Regions from separate parts of the Homo sapiens genome. Here region 1 is linked to region 2. Evidence: chromatin contacts called from ENCODE Hi-C or POLR2A ChIA-PET data. All regions are on one chromosome and are shown on one strand. Each heading gives the region's core, a stretch centred on a gene start or an enhancer-like site at or near the end of the contact. The rest is flanking DNA. Distances are from core to core; before and after follow the strand shown. Region 1 overlaps LOC124900694 (a long non-coding RNA gene). Region 2 has its middle 140 kb from the start of LINC02513.

What was found. Hi-C counts contacts between places; a loop is a spot of excess contacts on that map. ChIA-PET counts read pairs that join two places held with the same protein, here RNA polymerase II (POLR2A). Pooled maps may share reads with other maps.
Region 1: a loop to region 2 is called in a map of PC-9, with 2.4 times the contacts of the local background. The contact joins two enhancer-like sites. A Hi-C loop is called at or near these places in 4 of 168 maps with a recorded cell type or tissue (Caco-2, PC-9, aorta and 1 more) and 1 of 50 pooled maps. POLR2A ChIA-PET finds 5 or more read pairs at or near these places in 6 of 52 experiments (OCI-LY7, PC-9, Panc1 and 3 more).

What each region holds. Positions count from the first base shown.
Region 1 is chr4:38,271,484-38,277,939 of GRCh38, forward strand. LOC124900694 (a long non-coding RNA gene) reads right to left here. Exons shown (of 2, transcript XR_007058100.1): 2 at 4,694-5,151. Among named protein-coding and RNA genes, the nearest start is that of LINC02513, 92 kb to the right of the region's middle. Within about 2 kb of position 3,993, at least 3 of the 41 ENCODE cell types and tissues checked have a DNase peak (open chromatin) inside an H3K27ac peak, as active enhancers do; they include PC-9, where a contact is called at or near this core.
Region 2 is chr4:38,226,648-38,233,425 of GRCh38, forward strand. No RefSeq gene overlaps it. Among named protein-coding and RNA genes, the nearest start is that of LINC02513, 140 kb to the right of the region's middle. Within about 2 kb of position 3,869, at least 6 of the 41 ENCODE cell types and tissues checked have a DNase peak (open chromatin) inside an H3K27ac peak, as active enhancers do; they include PC-9, where a contact is called at or near this core.

The DNA.
Region 1 (6,456 bases), core at 2,743-5,242, 45 kb after region 2:
GGCTTACGCCTGTAATCCCAGCACTTTGGGAGGCCGAGGCGGGTGGATCACGAGGTCAGGAGATCGAGACCATCCTGGCTAACACGGTGAAACCCCGTCTCTACTACAAAATACAAAAAAAATTAGCCGGGCGCGGTGGTGGGCTCCTATAGTCCCAGCTACTTGGGAGGCTGAGGCAGGAAAATGGCGGGAACCCAGGAGGTGGAGCTTGCAGTGAGCCGACATGGCGCCACTGCACTCCAGCCTGGGCTACAGAGAGAGACTCAGTCTCAAAAAAAAAAATTCCCTGCTGCCTCCCCAGAAGCCGAGCAGATGCCAGTGCCATGACTGTACAGTTTGCAGAATCATGAGCAGATTAAACCTCTTTTTTTTTAAAATAAATTATCCAGTCTCAGGTATTTCTTTATAGTAATGCAAGAACAGCCTAGCACATGTACTGTATTTTAAAGTCATTTGAAATAGCTCTTGGCCAGGCTCAGTGGCTCATACCTGTAATCCCAGCACTTTGGGAGGCTGAGGCGGGTGCATCACTTGAGGTCAGGAGTTCTAGACTAGCCTGGCCAACATGGTGAAACCCCGTTTCTACAAAAAATACAAAAATTAGCCAGGTGTGGTGGCACATGCCTGTGGTTCTAGCTACTCTGGAGGCTGAGGCAGGAGAATCGCTTGAACACAGGAGGCAGAGGTTGCAGTGAGTCGAGATCGCACCACTGCACTTCAGCCTGGGCAGCAAAGTGAGATTCATCTCAAAAAAAAAAAAAAAAGAAATAGCTCCTATGTGGTTATGCCACCAATTCCATACAGTGTCAAATTCTTCTATTTCATTTTGGTTTTTATCTTTAGGAATTTAAAACATTTTAATTTCAAAATTGCATAAAATATTTACATAGTCCCTAACTCAAATCTATAAACCACGGTGCATTTAGAAAAGTCTAGCTTCCATTTCTGTATTTTTTTTACCCTATTCTTTCCCCTTCCATTTAAAAATAGTTTTGTTCTTCCCTTCCATTTTAAAACATAAGCAAATATATATTTGCTATATTCCCCTTTTCCAGATAAGTTATGCAAACTTTTTTTAAAAATAGACTTTATTTTTTAGAGCAGTTTTAGGTTTACGAGAGAGTTCCCATATGCCCTCTACCCCCACACATGCATATCTCTTAGGATGAACATCCCCTACCAGAGTGGACCATTTGCTACAATGGATGAACCAACATTGACACATCATTATCATCCAAAATCTATAGTTTACGTTAGGGTTCACTCTTGGTGTTGTACATTCTATGGGTCTGGACAAAGGTAAAATTACATGTATCTACCACTATAGTATCGTACAGAATAGTTTCACTGCCCTAAAAATCCTCTGTGTTCCAGCTATTCATTCTTCTCTCTCTCTAACTCAGCTATGCAAACTTTATAAACCTTTTTTTTAAAACCCAGCAACCTGGAGATCACTGCAGGCTATTGAGACCTCCCCCATTTCTTTTTATACTTAGAGTCCTCTGCAGTGTATGCAATGTGTGGCAGTATAAATTACTCCATTTCTGTGCATTTAACTGGCTACATTACACAATTGCATTATACGGATACAAGATTTATTTTGCCAATCCCTTATTATAAGTTATTTAGGTTTTTACAGAAATTGTATTTGCTCATAATCAACACTGAGATGAGTTTTAAATATATACACATTCTGCTTGAACTTCTGACTATATCACTAGAATGGGTTTCTATCTAAAAAGTTACTGAGTACATCACACAGCTTTTGCAAAACAAACTAGGCCAAAACTTACTGACTTAAAATAACCACAATTGTTTACCTCACAGTTCTGGGGTCAGTAATTTAGGTTGGCTTCATCTAGATGGTTCTTACAATCTAGACAGGGCTGAACCATGCATTTGTAGTTAGGGGCTAGATGGGGCAGGGGCTAGCTTGTTTAAGCTGGAGGCAGCTAGGACAGCTTGTCTCTGCTTCATGTGGTCTCATCCTTCAGCAGGCTGGCACTGGCTTGTCACATTAGAGTTGGACAGGGTTCCAAGAGAGCAAGCAGAAGTGTGCAAGGCTTAAAATTGGCACATCCTCATTTCTGGTGCATTCTATTGTCTAAGTCAGTCACAAGGCCAGCCCAGATTCAAGGAGTGGGGAACTAGACTCCATCCTTTGATAAGAGGAGCTATATAAATGACATCCTAACACAGGGAGGGGCAGAGATGCAGGGCCAGTTTGAAAGCAATCTACAACTTCAAGTCAAAGAATATGAACTTTTATAAGCTCCTAGTATGTACTGGAAGGTTTCCAGTCTTTTATTTTTTATTTATTTATTTATTTTTGAGATAGGGGCCTCAGTCTGTCACCCAGGCTGGAGTGCAGTTGTGCTATCTTGGCTTACCACAGCCTTGACCTCCTGCGCTCAGGTTATCCTCCTACCTCTGCTTCCTGAGTAGCTGGGACTACAGGTGCACATGCCATCATGCCTGGCTAATTTTTTTATTTTTCAAGAAGACAAGGCCTCACTACATTGCCCAGGTTGATCTTGAACTCCTTAGGCCCAAGCAATTCTCCCGTCTCGGGCTTCCAAAGTGTTGGGATTACAGGCGTGAGCCACTGCACCAGGCCTTCATTCTTTTATCCTCTTTTTCCCATATGACAGAATTTCACTCAGTGTAAATAGGCTGCCCTCCATTTCCATCTGGGCATAAATCCCTAGGGGCAATCATGAGTATTAATAAAATTATAGGAAGTATGCACTTGGAGCCTCACTTGCCTGAAGTGCCTATGAGGTGAATCCATGCAATGCATAGCTCAACAAATTCAACCTCAACAAATTCAACCTGGTTGCCTAACGTGGGTATAAGGATTCCATTTTGCTCATGGCCCAGTCTGGTAGACCATATTTCTGGGAAGGCAGTATCAGTATCTGGATTTGATTTGAATCAAATTACAATTACTCTGGAGCTACTCCAGGTTATACCCCAATATTCATACCGTCTCCACCTTCTCTTCTAGCTCCTCATGGAGTGATCCGGATCAGAGTAGAAGGACTCTCCAGCTGGCAGAGCAGAGGCAGCAGTGCCCTGGGAGACAGGGGAGTGGATTCTACCCCGTCTCTGCTACTTTCTAGCTGATATGGTTTGGCTCTGTGTCCCCACCTAAATCTCACGTTGAATTGTAATCCCCAATGTTGAGAGAAGGACCTGGTGGAAGGTGATTGAATCATGGGGGTGAACATTCTCCTTGCTGTTCTTGTGACAGAGTTCTCATGAGATCTGGTTGTTTGAAAGTGTGTAGCACTTCCCTGCTTTGCTGTCTCTCTCTCTCTCTCTCTCCTTCCTTACTGTGTGAAGATTGTACCTACTTCCCCTTTGCCTTCCACCATGATTGTAAGTTTCCTGAGGTCTCCCCAGCCATGCCTCCTGTCTAGCCCGCAGAACTGTGAGTCAACTAAATCTCTTTTCTCCATAAATTACTCAGTCTCAGGTATATCTTTATAACAGTGTGAGAACAGATTGATAGACTAGCTTTGTGTCATTAGAGAATCGTCATCTTTCTGAGCCTCAGTTTCCTCATCTGTAAAATTGAAAGAATAATCCCTACCTCATGGAGTCGAGATGAGGATTTGATGTAATATGGTGTAATATAATACAGTAAAAGAACCCCTTCCCTTTACTCCCAGCTTTAATATTTGAGGACAACTCCTAGCTGGCAAGAGGCGTGGGAGAAGTAGAGTAAATCTTCCGTTAGGCCTCAAGTGTCTCAGACCTCTCAAGACACAAGGACCAGGGCTTCCCTTTGTCTAAGCATCTGGCTGGTGGCAATGAACATTTTATAGATGTAAGTAGTTGCTTTAAGGAATTTCAGCAATGACATAGTTCAGGTCAAAGATTTAAAGAACACGGTGCGCAGACCTGGGCTGAAGCTGTGGCTGGCCACGCTACTTCCTTAATGTAGATGAGCGTTTGTGCAAGACCTCATCCATGGAGGCTGCTGCCTCTTCACAAACCCCACCTTCACCACTGCAGGCTCATGCAGGTGTCAAGTGGCACCAGGAGAGCAAATTTGTTTGGTTAAATGTCTGACTCATCATTCATAGCTTGACAGGTTTCTGAGCTTGCTTCAGACTTGACTTGAAAGAAAAAGGTGGGAGCTGGCAGAGAGGAAATAGGATCCTTTTATTACAGAACACTTTCCTGAGGGGTTGTTTTCTTGAATGTTAATCCAGACCCAGGTTGTTATTCTAAAGGTGCACTGGAGCCAAACTTCAGGATGGAGCTCAGCTGTTAACCCATTAGTGACTCACCCAATCATGGAGACCCAGGGATTTGTGTGAGGGCTGAGATGCTGCAAGACCTGCTGATTGGGAGCCAAGGATTCTGACTTTTCTCTGCAGACTGAAGGTTCCCTTTCGTCATTTGCCCTTCAGACCTGGAATCCTTGCTTATCAGTGGGAAGTGGCTGTCTGCTGGATCCCATTTGATATCCCTGAGCCTGGGAACTATCTGGTAATGAGTTTCATCTGGAACTAAGTCTGGACCAATATGGATTGTCATTTGCATGGGGTGTATGGTGGCTACCCTGAATGCCAAGTGAAATAAATGTGAAAGCAAAAACACAGGCCCCACCAGTGAGGGTCAGGGGATGTTACTCAGCAAGGTTAGCAAACTACAACACACAGGTCAAATCCAGCCTGCTGTCTGTTTTTTATAAATAAAATTTTATTGGAACGCAGTCACGCTCGTCTTTTTAAATGTATTGCCTATGGCTGCTTTTGTGCTAAAGTAGTAGAGTGCAGTGGCTGTGACAGAGACTGCATGACTGGCAAAGCCAAAAATGTTTACTACCTGGCCCTGGGTTAGGAAAATGCTCACCAACCCCTGGGTTAGATGCACCCTTCCAGAAACACAACCCCTTTCCTACTGACCAGCCCTGTGGACATGCTTTCTCTAGCCAGTGTCCATCTTGAATGCAGGTAACGGCCTGGCCTCAGAGCTGAGGGCACCTGGTGCTGGGCCCATGGCCCTTCAGAGGCTAGCAAACCAGTGCTTCCACAGAAGGCTCAGGAAGATGGGGTGGAGGGTGTGGTGGGCAGCTCCTCTCTGCTGGGCAGCTCCTCTCTGCTGTTGACCCTCACTGGATTCATCATCTAGGGTGTTCTAGTAAGTAATGAAGAAACAAAGAAATTCCTTTGATCAGGGCTATATAAATTTCCTAGGGCTGGTGTAACAAAGTACCACAAACAGACTGACCTACACAAAAGGAACTTATCATCTCAGCTGGGCGCTGTGGCTCACACCTGTAATCCCAGCACTTTGGGAGGCCGAGGCAGGCAGATCACCTGAGGTCAGGAATTTGAGACCAGCCTGGCCAACATGGTAAAACCCCGTCTCTACTAAAAATACAAAAATTAGCCGGGCGTGGTGGTGCATGCCTGTAATTCCCAGCTACTCAGGAGGCTGAGGCCGGAGAATCGCTTGAACCTGGGAGGCGGAGGTTGCAGTGAGCCAAGATTGCGCCATTGCACTCCAGCCCGGGTGACAGAGCGAGACTCTGTCTCAAAAAAGAAAAAAAAAAAAAAGAAATTTATTATCTCACAGTTCTGGAGGCCAAAATCCAAAAATCAAGATGTGGGCCGGCCATACTCCCTCTGATAGTGCTAGGAAAGGATCTGCTCCAGGCCCTTCTCCTGGCTCTGGTAGTTCCTTCGTTTACAGATGATGTTGTCTTTGTTTGTTTCCATTGTCTTCCCTCTGTTTGTCTCTGCATCCAAATTTTCCCCTTTATTAAGGACTCAGTCACGTTGGATTAGAGCCTACCCCAAACACTTTATTTTAACTAATTACACTTGCAACGATCCTGTTGCAACCTCACATTCTGAGGTACCAGGGGTTAGAAGTTCAACATACGAACTTTAGAGGTGGTGGGGGGGCGGTACAATTCAACCTAGAGCAGGAGCTCTGTGTCACTGCAAGGCCTATGTCATACAATAACACGAAAATCTTATGACTGCGATAAAGAGAAAAAAAATCTGTAACATATGGCTCAATAATTGGTGATTAAACTTCTATTCTGTACAAGCTACGATGCTCCATTCTGAATCATTTAAACTTTATGAGAACCCTTTGCAAATGAGAAAATGAGTCCCAAGGTGTTTAATTTCTCAAACAGTAGAGCAGATTTCAAACCCTGGTCTGCCTGGTTTTGAAACCCTCTCCCTGTTCACTAGGCCAGTAGTTCTCAAACTATTATCCTGGAACCAGTGATACCAGGATCACCTGGCAACTTGTTAGTAATGCAAAGCTTCAGGCCCCACCTCACACATACTGAACCAAAAACTCTGCTACAGTAGCAGAAGGGGACTGTGGCCAAAGTTCTGGAATCCATGAATTGGGCCAGGCCTGAGAGCAGGCAGGTTGACATTTATTAGCTACGTAAGTGCCAGGCACATGGCTGATTGGCTT
Region 2 (6,778 bases), core at 2,619-5,118:
AGTGCAGTGGAGCGATCTCAGCTCACTGCAACCTGTGCCTCCCGGGTTCAAGTGATTCTCATTCCTCAGCCTCCCAAGTAGCTCGGATTACAGGCGTGCACCATCACTCCTGGCTAATTTTTATATTTTTAGTAGAGACGAGGGTTTCACCATGTTGGCCAGGCTGGTCTCGAGCTTCTGACCTCAAGTGATCCACCCGCCTGGACCTCCCAATGTGCTGGGATTACAGGCATGAGCCACTGCACCCGGCCTCTTTGCTGTTTCTTAAACATGTTGGCTGTGCGTCTGCCTCAAGTCTCACATTATACTTTGTGTTCATCTTCCTGGAATATGCTTTCTCCAGTGATTCAAAGTCACCTTAATAAGAGAGGATTTCCCTGAACACCCTATCCAAAACAGTGGCTCTCTGCCGCTCTCTGTCCCCTAATCTTCTTAAATTCCTTCTTGGTCCTTCACATTTACTACATCTATGTTGGCCTGCTATATTATTTCACCTCCTATTTGAATAAAAGCTCTATGAAAGCGGGCACTTTTTAAAAATTTGCTTCACCTAGAACTATGCCTAGCACATAGTAGGTACTCATCAAATACTAGTTGAATGAACTCCATGAGGTCCACAGAGAAACACCTGGAATGGCATTACAGGCTGATGACTCCCGAGGCAGCTGTCAGAGTCTAAGAAATGACTGAAAAGATCAAGGAACACATGCGTAGTGTGAACCCAGATGGAAATTAAGTACTTCTCTATTTTCTTCAGTGAATAGTTCAGCAGTTTTGTTTTATTTTCTCAAGAGAATGAGTTGGTCAGGCACGGTGGCTCACACTTGTAATCCCAGCACTTTAGGAGGCTGAGGCGAATGGATCACCCGAGGTCAGGAGTTCGAGACCAGCCTGGCCAACATGGTGAAACCCCATCTCTACTAAAAATGCAAAAATTAGCTGGGCATGGTGGCAGGCACCTGTAATCCCAGCTACTGGGGAGACTGAGGCAGGAGAACCACTCGAACCTGGGAGGCGAGGTTGCAGTGAGCCAAGACGGTGTCACTGTACTCCATCCTGGACGACAGAGCAAGACTCCATCTCAAAAAAAAGAGAGAGAGAATGAGTTAACTTCAGTGGCTCATCAAGTTAGTGTTTTCTTATAGTAGCTCAATAACTCATGCCACTTACATATTTCTGTGTGTGTAAAATCCTAACAAGCTTTCCCAGTTCCCTACTGTGTCCCAGTCAACAACCATTTCATATTTTAGCTTGGTTAGACATACAATCAATCTTACTGTTGGCTACAATCCTGATATGACCTACGCTCTCTAATCAAGAGGCTGACAATCTGTTCTGGACACCACAAAGAAGAGCCAATATTCTCATTCTCATGAGGTTCCAAACACCGTTTTGGAGCTTTGGCTCAGGATCTCTAATTTGCATTTCACGTTTGTTGGGGATTCTCATGTTCTTTACAACAATCAGAGCAATAACAATTTTTAAAACCCTTGAAGATTATTTCAGAAAACCAATTATTAAATATCTTATTAGGGATCTTGGATGTATGGAAATCTTATATGTATTTACACCTAAAAACTGAAGATGATGAATTTAATATACTTATCTAAGTTAGCTTATCTATATACTTATCTAAGTTAGCTTATATATATACTTATCTAAGTTAGCTTAGATAAGTATATTATCTCAACTCAAACTCAACTAAAATTATAGCAAAAACTTTTTTATTTTTATTTTTTTTTGGCTGGAGTGCAGTGGCACAATCCTAGCTCACTGCAACCTCTGCCTCCTGCGTTCAAGCGATTCTCCTGCCTCAGCATCTTGAGTAGCTGGGATTACAGGCACGCACTACCACGCCCAGCTAACTTTGTATATTTGGTAGAGATGGGATTTCACCATGTTAGCCAGGCTGATCTCGAACTCCCGACCTCTGGTGATCTGCCCACCTCGGCCTCCCAAAGTGCTGGGATTATAGGCATGAGCCACCATGCCTGGCTGCAAAAACTTTTTTTTTAAAGCATAAACTCATAAGGACAGGGAGAACAGGAGAGGAGATAGCAGCAACATAATTTTGAAAGCTGGACGAGAGATGGACACATAGTAACTGCCTCAGTGGATCGGAAGAAGCCATAGCTTATGGTGCCAGTGAGGACAGAGGCTAACTTGCCTGCCCAGAAGGTGTGAGTACTTCTGGAACTGTGGGTGGAGGGGGAGCTAATATAAGAAGCAACTGAAATGAACGTTGCTTGAGAAATCATTAGATCTCTAGATCACCTTCCCCCAATCCACGCCACTGAGGGTTTATTTCTCATATGGCTGAAAGACATTGTGAGGTTTATTATTGTTATTATTTTAAGAGAAAAGGTATACAAACTTATCAACATGTACTTGGGGAGAACCACAGAGTGATTACTCCTGGAGGGTTTTTCTCTGGAAAAACAAGGGATCTCTGTTTGGGAGACACCAGGTAGATGGGTGCCCTGTCCAACATAAGGCAATTGACTGCATGCAAATTGAACACTGATGGTACAGATTCCCCCCCAAATTGGCAGGAGATGCTTTAAGCAAGGCCCAAATGGTAAACGAAAAATAAGCAAAATTAGACTCCAGTGAATGAGCCTCTGTAATCAGCAGGGACTTGGGTCTTGACAAGGTGATATTCACAATGTCTTCAATCAGCAAGGGCATTAACAAATCAGAAAGATGCCAGATATAGACAATTGACAAGGCCATACCCAGACCTACATTGTGTGGTTGTGCAGGCTGTGCACTGCACAATTGTAGGCAGCAGTCCTGGCCAAATCAGAGCATATAAGCTGAATATTAGTTTTAGGTTTAGGTGATCTGTCCTTACTTCTAATTTGACTTGAATTTCTTACAGGTAGGGCCTAGGATATTGTCAGGATTATGTCTTTTGTGATTGGTTATTCCAAGATTGGGAACACAGGCCCCAGAGCATGGTCACCCTGCTAGTCTATTTTTTCCCTGTGGCATTTCATATTAGTCAATTGATTTTGGACTCATAATTGTTAATGAAATAAGCACAAGAAGCAGTTCCTGGTGAGGAAAGAAAAATAAATATTCCAAGCCCGTCTCCAAATCAGTGTAGTAGAAAATTGATGTTAATTGAAAACACTTTAACTCAGCAAAACTCACAAACACAATTTTTTTTCCAAAGTGTTTGCTAAATTAATTATTCTAACATTTATCCTAGGTTCTTAAAAGCAATATTGTTTGCACATGAGTGATCTAATGCGCAACTTTCCTTTGCTTGACAGGATCGGGGGAGGAAGAAGAGAGACGGGTGGACCTAGAATTCTCATATAAAAAGGCATCTAGCTCTTCCCTTCCTAATTACCTGAGTGCTCACTCTGAACTGCTCACCTGATGTTAATGAACATCAGGCTTGTCTGAGAAAATGCCAGCCTTTAATTAACGGGGCTGATTTATTTAGCTGAAGTCTGAATTTAGGCAAAGGTTAAAAGAAGTCACAGTTAGAACCTACTGCCTGATAGAACTTTCAAGCCTCCTGGAATTTTGCATTGCAATTGTGTCTTCTTAATTTATTGCCACTGAGCGATCCAGAAAGTTAATGTGCTCATTTGTATAAACAGCGTAGCTGTAAATCATTCACTAGTTCCCTAACTGGTCTTCATGGAGGTACAAAAGGAAATGCTTTTAGGTTGGTGGCCTCTCATTTCTGTCCTTTGCGGCCACCTGGATTTCCACAGAAGTTTTGCTCTCTTGGGTCCCTCTTGGGTCTCCTGTGCTCTGAGTGCATGCTTTTGGGCCAGGTTCAAACCAGGTTTGATGCTGCTACCTGCTGTTTCTTTAGGTGCAGCAGTGGGTGCGGCCGCAAACAAAAACAATTTCATCCTGATGAACCAGATGGTTGGGACTGGTGTCAGCAGGGCGGGTCCCTGCTTGCTCTTACTCAAGCCCAAGGTAAGAGCCTGGAGTCACACTCTTTATCTCTGGCTCCTGACCTGGGGTCAGAGTGCCAATAAACCAGGCCGTTTCAGACATGCCTCGTGATATGTCTGGGCGCTGGACTGTGGGATGTGGTCCTGGAAAAAGGAGATGTTGGTCATCATCCGGCAGTGACTGAGGCTCAATTTTCTTTCTTGGAAAAATCTGAAGGGGTTGTGGGATTCAATCCCTGGTGAGTTAGAAAAGACTTCCCTGTGACAGATGACCCCATACTCATGTGAATTTTCCTAGGCCGATATTCTTACTCTCAAACTCTCATTAACCTCCAAGCTAGCTCTATCCTTCTTCCAATGCTGCTGTGCTCTGCAATCATGCTTGTGGCTGAGGGCACTCCTGGGGGCCAACAGGTATCGGAGGCCCATCTGCAAGTCCCTCCCACTTGTCCAGGCCCCTGGTCTTGGCTTTCGGAGAAGCTCTCACCTGGCCGGGCATGTGTGACCCAGATGAAAGAATTACAGAGCAGCTTCCACAAATTCCCAGTAACCCAGGCCTAGATATTAAAATTCAGTTTCAAACAGAGTTCTAAGACAATAAACAAAGGTCCGGTATGTCTCTGCCACACACCAGTCCGGGGTAGATTTCCCAAGCATTTACCCCGGAAGGAACCTTTCTCAAGGCAGAAGCCTTATCTATTCTGGAAACCTGGCTTTCAGTTCCATGCAATGCATATAAACCTGCTCCTACAAGAAGGGGCTGCATCAGACAGATATTAGTTTCTCTCTTCTACTTCCTAGCTGTGTGACCTTGGAGGAATTACTTAAACTTTCTGAGTTCCAATTTCCTTACTTATTAAGTGGGCTAATAGCACCTATCCTGGAGGGTTGGGTTGTTGGAAGAATTAAATGAGATAGTATGTCAAGTGTGGGTGAAGAGAAGCATTTCAGTACTTGGAAAAGCTGTAGCATCTACTTAATGTGTGCTATCAGTGGACTAACTAGGCACTGGGGTACACCCAGGAAAAGGCACAACACAGCTTATGGCCCCGTGGGGAAGTCGGACCCATGAACAGATCATTTCACATGTCATGAGGGTTTGGGGAGCAGAAACCCAGAGGCACGCAGATGGTGCTAGAGGAGCTCATGTGAGTCCAGCTGAAATCTGGTACTACTTGAATTTCCTTGTTTCTTTTGTTTGTAATTGCCTGATAGTAACGTGTTTTCTGGCCACAGTTGGAGTCATGGGTGTAACTAGGTGGGGCAGATGAGGCCAAAGGCCAGGTGCAGCCTGGGGAAGAGGTGTGGGGGTGAGGTAAGGTGTGGTGTACAGGGCCTTGCCCTACCATAAGCAGCCTACAGGGATGCTACTTCCTGGAGAGGCAAAACCTCATCATCAACATCGGCCAAGATGGACCATGACACTACTTAATCTCTCTTTATCTAGCCAGGGCTGACGAGGTAGTCTGCAACGCGAGATGCCTGCAATTGCACCAGTTGCTGAACAGCTCTTCCTCCTCTTCCCCACGCACTCAGGCTCCTTGTAGTACCTCTTCTTGGTGATAGTCATAGAAACCATCTTGCAGTCATAGCCACTTTTCATGGGCATCTTTTACCTCTAGTTGTTTTTGAGGATGTTCAAGCTGTTAGTGACTTTAACCTCTCAGCAAACCTCAAACTCCGGGCCCAGTGAAATGGGTGGCCAACATGGATGTGATGTATTTCATCAAGTCTTCAGCCATTCTTGGGTTCAACAATAAACTCACCAGCCTGGCCCTGGAAGCTGCCCACAACGTATCCCCTACCAAGTTTCCCATTATATCTCTCCAGGTTTCACATCCTATTCTATTCAGCCACGGTGCCTTTGTTCTTTCTGTCTGAAATGTTCTCTATCCCCTCGGATTGGATGCAGTCTTTTGGCAAATTTTGGGCACCTCTCTCAAAATATATATGTTGTCTTTGCTTATAGTTATGTGAGCACTCATCTCCTCTCTTCTGCAAGACGGCCAGCTAATGAGGTGACGGTGAGGACCATACCTTACTCCCAGTTGTATTCCCCGTGCCTTACACATCGAGTGTGCTCAATAAATACTTGTTGAACTGAGGATGTTAACAGAATGTGGTTAAACATGCACAGTGCACCAGATGGTGACTGGAAGGGAAGGGAATCTAAAGCCCCAGTCCTAGGTTTCATAAGTCTTCCAGACTTGCCTTGGTCTTAGGTTGCAAACATTAAACTCATTTTGAGCCTTCATAGTGTTTAAACAAGAACTTGCCCTTGATGTGGCTAAATTAACATCAGAAATGGATAATGAGCAATAGAAAATAAGGTGTCTGTGGGTAGCTGTGATTAGTAATATTCTCTGTTGAAGGACAGGTCCTGGGTATCTGGGGTTTTTGCAGGCACTTTATATGACACATAGATGTAAGTTTTGTTCAGACAGCTCCCCCCACCCAACTGGTGGCCCTACAGATATCCTGGATGAATTAGTGAAAGTCATCACCTAGTAGAACAATAATTCAGTTCAAAGTCCAAGAAAAACATCACAGGGTTGGTTTGAAATCTAACTCTGTAGGAGACTAGACTAGTCAGTTATTATTGTGATGATGCTGTGTAACAAACAACCTCAAAGTCCCAGTAGCCTTCAATAACAAATGTGCACTGTTTGTTCATGTGTTCATCAGTGGGTATGGGTTAGGTGCAGTGGCTCGGGGCTGCCTCTGTCTGTCTTCTTATTTTGGGATCCAGCCTATAGGGACACCCCCATCAGCAAACAATGTTCTCATGTTAAAAAGAAGGAGTTCAAGAGAGCTGGCAAGTACTCGCAACACCTCTTCAAGGCTTCACTTGAAAC